Linked DNA regions of Homo sapiens: region 2 is linked to region 1. A link is a loop called in an ENCODE intact Hi-C map of the cell type or tissue named here. Cell type or tissue: B cell. All regions are shown on one strand. Links, peaks and the distances in the headings refer to the core of each region. The heading gives the core; the rest is flanking DNA.

Region 1 (5,378 bases), core at 207-5,206:
GTGAACCCCGTCTTTACTAAAAATACAAAAATTAGCTGGGTTTGGTGGCACGTGCCTGTAATCCCAGCTCTGTCTAGGTTCAGTCCTCCTGGGTTAAAGTGATTCTCCTGCCTCAGCCTCCACAGCAGCTGCGATTACAGGTGCCCATCACCGTGCCCGGCTAATTTTTGTACTTTTAGTAGAGACAGGGTTCACCATGTTGGCTAGGCTGGTCTCGAACTCCTGACCTCAAGTGATCCTCCTGCCTTGGCCTCCCAAAGTGCTGGGATTACAGGCGTGAGCCACCATGCCCAGTCTTTTGTTTCTTTTGAGACAGGGTCTCACTCTGTTGTCCAGGCTGGAGTGCAGTGGCACAATCATAGCTCACTGCAGCCTCGGCCTCTCGGGCTCAGGTGATTCTTCCACCTAGCCTCTCAAGCAGCTAGGACAACAGGCATACATCACTACGCCAGCTAATTTTTTTTTATTTTTTGTACAGATGAGGTTTTGCCATGAGTGCTCAAGCAATCTACCTGCCTTAGCCTCCCAAAGTGGTGGGATTACAGGCATAAGCCACCATGTCCAGCCCAAAGCTAGTTTTAAATACGTAGTAATACCACTCATCGAGCTGCTTGGTGATGAAGCCCCATTAAAATGACTCCTAGGCTCCAATTTAAACTCAGATAACAGAGAAACCTCAGATTGGAATTAGGGGAGGTGGAAGCTCTGCTCTGTGCAGTCACTTAAGAGACCTTCTTTCCGAAGTCTTTGCAATACCCAGGAAGTCAGAGCCCTCCAGCACAGCCTCAGATAAGGGACAAAAGAGAGTGGATGTAGAAAGCACACCTGTCAACTGCCATGGCCCACAAGTGCCTCCCATCGCCCTGCTCACAACGCACTGGAGAGAGAGCTCTCTATGGTCCCTTCCTAGATTCAAGGCACATGGGCTATGCAAGCCAGCAGTGTGCCCAGGAGGGCAAGAACATGGCAAATGGGAAGCAGCTAGCCAATCTCAGAAATTCTCAGTAAATATTTGTTAGATTAAATGAACTACTTCTTATGTATTATTATAATTTTTTTTTTGAGACAGAGTCGTGCTTTGTCGCCCAGGCTGGAGTGCAATGGCACAATCTCCGCTCACCACAACCTCCGCTTCCTGGGTTCAAGCGATTCTCCTGCCTCAGCCTCCCAAGTAGCTGGGATCACAGGCATGTGCCACTACACCTGGCTAATTTTTTTGTATTTTTAGTAGAGATGGTGTTTCACCATGTTGGCCAGGCTGGTCTCGAACTCCTGACCTTGTGAACCGCCTGCCTTGGCCTCCCAAATTACTGGGATTACAGGCGTGAGCCACCGGGCCTGGCCCTAAATGAACTACTTCTTTCTGACTTCTGTATATTGAAATGAATCATCCTAGACCTTACACTTAGACCTTGCTAAAGCTGTGGTAATAGCTCCCTGTTTATAGCTCCCGGAAAACATCTGTATGTAACAAGAAAGTCTTGGTGACACAATTCCTTAACCCAAGACAATGGATTGAGGATGGTGAGAAGGGAGTAGACCTGACCTATACCCTCTGAAGTGGCATTTATATATGCAGTACTTGACTATTGTGACTACTAATATATTTTTACCTCTCCGGGAACAGCAACTCCCATGAAGTGTGTATTATTTATTTAACACTTATGTAGCGCTTGTCCTCTTGCAGGAAATCTTCAAAGCATTTTACTAATGTGAAATGGTTGAATTCTCATAAGCCTATGAGGCACCGTTTAGCTCCATATTGTAGTCGGGAAAACTGAGGCACAGAGAAAACAGGAAACTGCCTAAGAATAATAGCTCATAAACAATGGGGCAGAGTTTCAAAACCAGAGAGTTGGGTTCCAAAGACTGAGCTCGTAACCACCATACCATGCTATCTGTCCTCATGTAAGCCTCTCCCTCTCTTTTGCCACGCTTGAGTTTGCACTCCGGGATATCATATACACAAGTACGGGTTTGGCTAACATTTTTATAGAGCCACTGCTCTTTCATATTGTTTCTAGTTGGCAGTTACAAATAGAAATGGAGCCTGATGGCCAGGCACGTTGGCTCACACTTGCAATCTCAGCACTATGGGAGGCCAAGGTGGGCAGATTACTTGAGGTCAGGAGTTCGAGACCAGCCTGGGCAATATGGTGAAGCCCCGTCTCTACTAAAAATACAAAAATTAGCTGGGAGTAGTGGTGCATGCCTGTAATCCCAGCTACTTGGGAGGCTGAGGCAGGAGGATGGCTTGAACCCGAGAGGCAGAGGTTGCAGTGAGCCGAGATTGTGCCACTGCCCTCCAGCCTGGGCGACAGAGCAAGACACCATGTCAAAAAAGAAAGACAGAAAGAAAGAAAGAAAGAAAGAAGGAGAGAACGAGAGAAAGAAAGGAAAAAAGGAAGAAAGAAAGAAAGAGAAATGGAGCCTTATAAACATACATTTCAGGCTCAACAATCAAATTCCAGAAATCGGCCGGGCGCGGTTGCTCACGCCTGTAATCCTAGCATTTTGGGAGGCCGAGACTGTAGATCGCCTGAGGTCAGGAGTTTGAGACCAGCCTGGCCAACATAGTGAAACTTCATCTCTACTAAAAATACAAAAAAATAGCTGGGCGTGTTGTCGGGCACCTGTAATCCCAGCTACTTGGGAGGCTGAGGCAGGAGAATTGCTTGAACCCGGGAGGCGGAGGTTGCCATGAGCTGAGATCGCGCCACTGCACTCCAGCCTGGGCAACAAGAGTGAAACACCGTCTCAAAAAAAAAAAATTCCGGAAATTCTTAATACATTTCCCAATTCATGTTATGTCATCAGACTTAAACAATGAAGAGAATTCCAGGCTCTAAGAACAAGCCTTTTATCCTTACCTTACAAATTATATTTCATTCATTCATTTATTCATTTTATTCAACCAATATTTATTAAATCCCCTCATAAGCCATAAGAGACAATTGTGAGCAAAATAGACGTTGTCCATCCTGTCATGAGCCTTGTGGCCATACTTGAATCAAATATGCTTACAAATGCACAGAAAATTACGACTGTAAAAGTTCTGTGAAAAAGTGTAATCATATAAATTTGCATGATGGGGAATGCAAATAAGTCTGAAGAGGCTTACTTCCCTAAAAATGTGACATTTGAGTAGGAGTTAAATAAGTTGAGGGAGGCATGAGAAGGGAAGACTATTTCAAGCAAAAGAAATAACCTTTGTAAAGGTTCTTCAAAAGGAAGAAGATAGTAGTTTGGAAGGAATTGAAGAAAGACAAATGTGAGAGGCAGTCAGTGAGCACAGGAGAGGGAGGCATAGGAAGATTAGGGTCCCAAGGGGGTTCTCAGGTCACAGTGAGGACTTTGGTGTTTTTCCAAGAGCGGTGGAAATCCAATGAAAGATTTTAAGTGGGAGGGGCCAGGCGCAGTGGCTCACGCCTGTAATCCCAGCACTTTGGGAGGCCCAGGCGGGCAGATCACGAGGTCAGGAGTTGGAGACCAGCTGGCCAACATAGCGAAACCCCGTCTCTACTTAAAATACATAGCGAAACCCCGTCTCTACTTAAAATACAAAAATTAGCCATGCGCGGTGGCTTACGCCTGTAATCCTAGCACTTTGTGAGGCCGAGGCGGGCAGATCACGAGGTCAGGATATCGAGACCATCCTGGCTAACACGGTGAAACCCCGTCTCTACTAAAAATACAAAAAAATTAGCCGGGCGTGGTGATGGGCGCCTATAGTCCCAGCTACTTGGGAGGCTGAGGCAGGAGAATGGCGTGAACCCGGGAGGCGGAGCTTGCAGTGAGCGGAGATCGTGCCACTGCACTCCAGCCTGGGCAACAGAGCGAGACTCTGTCTCAAAAAAAAAAAAAATTAGCTTGGTGTGGTGGCGCGTGCCTGTAGTCCCAGCTACTCGGGAGGCTGAGGCAAAAGAATCGCTTGAACCCGGGAGGCGGAGATTGTGGTGAGCCAAGATCGCGCCACTGAACTCCAGCCTGGGCAACAGAGCGAGATTCTGTCTCAAAAAAAAAAAAAAAAAGGCCAGGCACAGTGGCTCACACCTATAATCCCAGCACTTTGGGAGGCCAAGGCGAGCTGATCACCTGAGGTCGGAAGTTCAAGACCAGCCTGGCCAACATGGCAAAATCCCGTCTCCACCAAAAATACAAAAATCAGCTGGGCGTGGTGGCGGGAGCCTGTAATCTCAGCTACTCGGGAGGCTGAGGCAGGAGAATTGCTTGAACCCAGGAGGCGAAGGTTGTGGTGAGCCAAGATGGCACCATTGCACTCCAGCCTGGGCAGCAAGAGCGAAACTCCGTCCCTGCCCGCCCCACACGCCCCCCCCCCACCCCCCCCACAAAAAAGAAGAAGAATTTAAGCGACGTGATCCTTTGCATTTTAGAAAGATCTTTCTGGCATTCAGATTTCAGGGGTACATAGTGGAAACAGGTAGATGAGTTAAGAGGCCAGTGCAATGGTCCGTACATACTTACATTTATGCAACTGGCCACTGAAAGTATGTGTGAAGTTGTCCTTACCAATCCCCCTTGAAACTCAAGATACAATAAGAAATTTTCCATACTGACTTGTATTTTGCTTGTTTCAGCATGGATGGCCCATCTTTCCTTGGAAAAGACACCTTTAGGACTCCAAGTGTAAGAAGGCATTTTGCGGGTATATCTTCTTTTCCCATTATAATTTAAGATTGATAACATGGAAGCAGCAGGTCTTATAGAGGGCATCCAGATAACTGGATAATAAAAAATTGAAAGGTTATATAAATAGATCATTGACTATAATAAATATTTATAGTACCCATGAGTGAAAGGAAAAAGCATATAAAGAACCATCAGTGAAATGAGAGATGATTCTAGAGTTCTTTCTTTGGGGATAAGGGTACTATTTTTTGGGAGGGAGGCTGGGCTCTGGCCATATAATCTGGAATATTTTCTTTTTGAAACTCATGTAATAGTTCAAGAATATTATTCTAGGATGGGTATGAGGTGGCCCTTCGGTCAGAGATACTTGTTCCTGCCTTATTGATTATCCATCCTTAAGGCATTGACCTTAGTAAGTTTTTGTTTGTTTGTTTGTTTGTTTGTTTTGGCAGAGTCTTGCTCTGTCACCCAGGCTGGAGTGCAGTGGCACGATCTCGGCTCACTGCAACCTCCTGGGTTCAAGCGATTCTCCTGCCTCAGCCTCCCGAGTAGCTGAGATTACAGGCGCGTGCCACCACACCTGGCTGATTTTTGTATTTTTAGTAGAAACGGGGTTTTGCCATGTTGGTCAGGCTGATCTCAAAGTCCTGAGCTTGGGTAATCTACCCGCCCCGGCCTCCCGAAGTGCTGGGATTACAGGCATGAGCCACCGTGCCCGGCCTACTTTA
Region 2 (5,378 bases), core at 211-5,210, 78 kb after region 1:
AGGCTAATTTTTTGTATTTTTAGTCGAGACGGGGTTTCACCGTGTTAGCCAGGATGATCTCGATCTTCTGACCTCGTGATCCGCCCGTCTCAGCCTCCCAAAGTGCTGGAATTACAGGCGTGAGCCACTGCACCCGGCAAGAGCACATTATCTTGTATGTGCCTGTAGCCCATCTGCAGACATGAAACCCAAGTCCCTGTTCTCCCAAGTGCAATGGAAACATCTCCTCTCCTGCGGATGAACTGAATAAGGGATAGTGAAGCATATTTTTAAATGTTTGCTATTGCTCGTTAGCCACAGTAGGAATTTCAATACCAGTGGCAGTGGGATCCCTCATTTTATTGTAGATGCCTTTTTTCATTTCAGCTTACAAAGCTTCCCTCCGTTGGAGGGTGGGGGCCGCAGAAATAAAATGGAAGGCAAAGGGGGGATGCGCTGCGATTTTTCTGCTCATTGTCTCATTTTGAAACTGCCCCAACTGTATAGAACTTCTAGGAAGCCCGTACATGTCGGCACATTCCCGGGGAAGAATGCTTCTCTTAGGAGCCAGTGCCTTAAGAAGTTTCTTCCGTGTTGCACTGGCATGCATGTCTGCTTAAATCGCCACTCTCCTCATGACATTTGGCAGGACTAGGAAGTTCACGTGTCAGTCCCGCTATTGGCCCACGTGACCCCATCCCCAAAGACAGGCAGTGAACCCCTGTGTTTTTATGCCATATGAACTGAGAAGTAGACGCATTCTGTGTAATGGATACACACTGAGGCTGCAATTTTTGAAAAGTCATTGTTTTGACTTCCCTATATTCACATCGAATAACGCTTTTAGTCTTTGCCCTCAGTACTCTAGAAGGGGCTATATAGCCTGTTTTTGTATTTGTGGGAAAAAGACTAGAAGCTGGGCAAAATGCCACCAGGAAGACTAACATGGCGACGTGATCCCAAGGGAAACTGAGGTCTCACACTGTCCAGCAACAGAAGGAGGTTGAATTCTGGAGGAGGTTTAATTTTTTAAAAACTCAAACTAATAAAAGATGTTCACAAATATTAAATATTTTTATTTGGACTCTGTGTGTATTTTAAATTTTTTATTATCAACATAAAAAATATATGCTGGTATCTGTTGAGATCCAGTTAGGAAAAGAGAAACCATACTGGATGTTTTAAACAGAGGCGGGTAAATACAAGGAATTACTAGCCTGAAAAAAAAAAAGGATAGCGAACTAACCAAGAGATTATGAAAATCATAAGTAGCTACCATCCCTACAGCTATGAGGAGCCACTGCCTCAGACTGGGGTTTGGGGAGAGGCCGTGGCTTAGTTGTTATTGAGGCTGCTAAGAGGGTGTCACACAGCTGTGCCCAGTCACTGAGAGCACCTGCCCAGCTGGCTGAAGCCTCTGCAGAGGTGCCTCATGGCTATGCTAGAAACTGTGTGGGCTTCTAGGAGGCCACTGTGCAGCTGATGTCCAGACCCAGAGGGGATTTGGCCTGGCCATCCTCGGGGTGCCAAAAGATGCTAGAGGCTTTGCTGTGTCTGTGCTGGAGAGATGCTGACGATGGCCAAAGGCAGGAAAAGTATCTCCTCTCCCCTTCTCCCTTTCATAGTTCCCTCAATGCCTCTCACTGGCAGAATTTAACTGGCGAAAGTTGGTAAAAAGAGTCTTAGAAATGTGGTTCGCGGCCAGGCATGGTGGCTCACACTTGTAATCCCAGCACTTTAGGAGGCCGAGGCAGGCGGATCACCTGAGATCAGGAGTTCGAGGCTAGCCTGGCCAACATGGTGAAACCCCATTTCTACTAAAAAATACAAAAATTAGCCAGGCGTGGTGGCACGCACCTGTAGTCCCAGCTACTCGGGAGGCTGAGGCAGGAGAATCGCTTGAGCTCGGGAGGTGGAGGTTGCAGTGAGCCAAGAGCACCAGCTTGGGCGACAGAGCAAGACTGTCTATAAAAAGAAAAGAAATATGGTTCTCATATCCCTAACCCCAGCATCACAGAGCACTGTGTAGAAGCTGCATCTGGGGCTGAGAGGCGGTAGGTGAATAAGCATCACAGATCCTCCCGTTGGGTACCAAGCATCCACATATCATCCTCTACCCATTTGAAAACTTCTCTACTGCAGCAATAGTAACTTCATGCTTCTGGTAGCAAGTTGTAACTTCCCTTTGAAAACATGCTTTCAACTTCTACCCCTAAAATGGAGTTACAAATCTCTTAACACTCTTCACATTCATCTCTGGGTGATGTTAATTATTGTTTTTATTCATAAGAGAATATATATATATATATAGTGTATATACATTTATATACTCTTTATATATTATAAAGTTAATTATCACCAACAGTGTTTATATAAAATATTTGAAAGTTAGGAGGAAAAAAAGAAGAGAAACAAATGAAGACAAAAGTATTCGTATCCACTACTTTATTTCTGGAACTGGTCACAAAGCCACAGTTAATATTTATAAATTCCTTTTTCTACTACCTATTCTACATTTCCCTTGCCTTCCGCCAGCTGGTCAGTATTCTTTATCTAGTGAAGTGACCCGGAAGGGTCTGAGGTTTTTTCAGCCCCCCACCTTTATTTTTTTTTATTTATTTTTATTTTTGAGATGGGGGCTCACTCTGTCACCAGGCTGGAGAACAGTGGCGCAATCTCAGCTCACTGCAAACTCCGCCTCCCGGGTTCAAGCCATTCTCCTGCCTCAGCCTCCTGAGTACTTGGGATTACAAGCGCACATCACCACGCCTGGCTAATTTTTGTATTTTTAGTAGAGGCAGGGTTTCACCAGGTTGGCCAGGCTGGTCTCAAACTCCTGACCCCAAATGATTCACCCACCTCGGCCTCCCAAAGTGCTGGGATTGCAGGCGTGTCCCACTGCATCCAGCCCAAAGCCCTGTCTTTATCAGGCATAAAAAATGACAGAGATGCCTTAGAGAGTCCCTTCAGCTCCAGATCTAGTATGCCCCGGCCACACTGTGCAGCAGCCAATACAGCTAAACAGAAGCAATCACCCCAACCAGTGCAGTAACCTCTTCCTTTGTCTGTTCGTTCAGTGACACAAGGAACTGAAATTGCCAGATGGTAATCTCAACTTCCAATTCAATAGAACAATTGTTGTTTCCCTGCTAGAATCATTCTTCCTTTAGGAACCAAGCTCTCTAACAAGTGGAACACAAAGCTATGGGAATAGGAAGCAAAAATTCTATAAGTGGGTTATTGGGAGGAACAGTGAGAGCAACTATTGTCATTTTTACCTCTTTATTTCCAGAACCATAGATTCTGGCTATGGGGAAAGAAGCACCACGTATTGGTCACAGTTTTAAGTGCATATACTGCATCTCGTAGGATAGTGATTTCACCCCACAGATGTTCTCTCAACTGAGTCGTTAGGAGACCATTCTACCTTTTCTCTGAGGCCAGATCCTTTTTTTTTTTTTTTTTTTTTGAGACAGAGTCTCACTCTGTCACTCAGGCTGGAGTGTAGTGGAAGCTGTCTCGGCTCGCTGCAACCTCCACCTTGTGGGTTCAAGTGATTCTCCTGCCTTAGCCTCCCATGTAGCTGGGATTACAGGCATGCACCACCATGCCTGGCTAATTTTTTGTATTTTTAGTAGTGACGGGGTCTCACCATGTTGGCCAGCCTGGTCTCGAACTCCTGACCTCAGGTGATCCACCTGCCTTGGCCTCCCAAAGTGCTGGGATTACAGGCGTAAGCCACCACACCCAACCGAGGCCAGATCTTTCTAAGAGTTAGTGATAAGACCAGTGAGTTCCATGGGCATGAGCCCATTGCTATACTTTTTTCTTTTCTTTTTTAATGAGTTCCTTAGCCTGAACAATGTTGCGTGGGATACCATGAAGGTGGATAAGGCAATCCATAAGTCCATGGATAGTGTGTTGGCAGAAATATTGCAACCAAATAAAACAAATCAATATCCAGATTAAGTGTCTATTCTGGGGAAGACAACTAGAGCTCCTCATGATGGAAGTGGTTCAGTGCCGCTGGTGCCTGGATTGTCCCCCTTCCCTACCAAATGGTGGTATAATAGAAACGTGTGTTGGCCTCTGCTACTGTCAGCTTAAGCACTTAATGGTGGTGGTGAGCAGATCACCAATGGGAAGTCTATGGTGCTGAGCCCATATGCAGCCTTCGTCCTTGCTGGCATGGTCTTTTGTATATGAATCTATTGAGCAAGTACCTGTTTGGAGAAATAAGCTGACAGACATCCATTGAATAAGCCATCCTTCCTACCTGATTATTGAGAGCTCTGTAGCAGATGCCTTTGTGAGCGTTCGCACAACACTTAAATACCCTCATGCTCTGACAATTAAGAGGTCCGTCCACATACTGCTTTGCAGACAATATTCTAATCCTTTCTTTCTAAATTCCTGATTGTTCAGCCAAACCATTAGCCATTATACACGAAGCAGTAAACGTCCATCCGTATCTCAGGCCATCTCTCAATCCAAAGCGGACAAGGAGATAATGTTGCTTAAAGTCTTTCCACTGAAAGGATTTCTCTTTTCTTTTTCTTTTTCTTTCTTTTTTCTTTTCTTTTCTTTTTTTTTTTTTTTTTTTTGGTAGAGACAGAGTTTCACCATGTTGGCCAAGCTGGTCTTGAACTCCCAACGTCAGGTGATCATCCAGCTCAGCCTCCCAAAGTGCTGGGATTACAGGCATGAGCCACTGCGTTCGGTCAGGATTTCTCTTTCTTAGTGTGTTTGTTTGTTTTAGCACACTTCTTATCGTGGCTATAATGCTCTATTCCTAGCTTGCCAGTGTACTGGAAAAAAAGAAATCTATAAACCAGATTCTTCTTCAGCAATTTGTTCACAGGGAGATCACCATAAAAACCTAACACTGGATGAAGGAAAGATGGCAATGCTGCAGAAGAATGTGCCATAGGAGCCCGAGCCTTCAGTACACGTGACTACATTGTTGCTTCAGAATCTGCTGGAGTCTGGTTTGGTGTGTACCATTTCCACTTGGTGATGAAGTATTGCCATGCATGCTTAATTGTGTGGCCTAATGAATCAGATAACACCTAGTCAATTGTGGGCAGCTCAGGTGACATGGCCAGGTGTTCAGTCTCTATAAAGCTCAATAGTGGCCAGATGTGGTAGCTAACGCCTATAATCCCAGCACTTTGGGAGGCCTGGAGGGGGTGGATCACTTGAAGCCAGGAGTTCAAGACCAGCCTGGCCAACATGGTGAAACCCTGTCTCTTCCAAAAATACAAAAATTAGCCGGATGTGATGGCGCACGCCTGTAATCCCAGCTACTCGGAAGGCTGAGGCAGGACAATTGCTTGGACCTGGGAGGCAGAGGTTGCAGTGAGCCAAGGTCACGCCACTGCACACCAGCCTGGGCGACA

The links. Hi-C counts contacts between places; a loop is a spot of excess contacts. Peaks named below come from ENCODE experiments on the same cell type or tissue, not always from the same donor. Only the 100,000 strongest peaks of a DNase experiment are listed, where the experiment ranks them.
Region 2: it touches region 1 in a loop (3-fold over the local background); 1 of 110 quality-filtered maps calls a loop at or near these places.

The regions. Positions count from the first base shown.
Region 1 is chr3:177,243,970-177,249,347 of GRCh38, forward strand. LOC107986053 (a long non-coding RNA gene) reads left to right here. Exons shown (of 3, transcript XR_001740576.2): 3 at 4,599-4,664. Among named protein-coding and RNA genes, the nearest start is that of LINC00501, 48 kb to the right of the region's middle. In B cell, for the core only: no CTCF peak of the experiment used is centred there; DNase peaks (open chromatin) are centred at 3,252 and 3,532; H3K4me3 peaks cover 856 bases; H3K27ac peaks cover 539 bases.
Region 2 is chr3:177,322,373-177,327,750 of GRCh38, forward strand. LINC00501 (long intergenic non-protein coding RNA 501) reads left to right here. Exons shown (of 2, transcript NR_047465.1): 2 at 1-1,063. Among named protein-coding and RNA genes, the nearest start is that of LINC00501, 31 kb to the left of the region's middle. In B cell, for the core only: no CTCF peak of the experiment used is centred there; a DNase peak (open chromatin) is centred at 3,019; H3K27ac peaks cover 338 bases.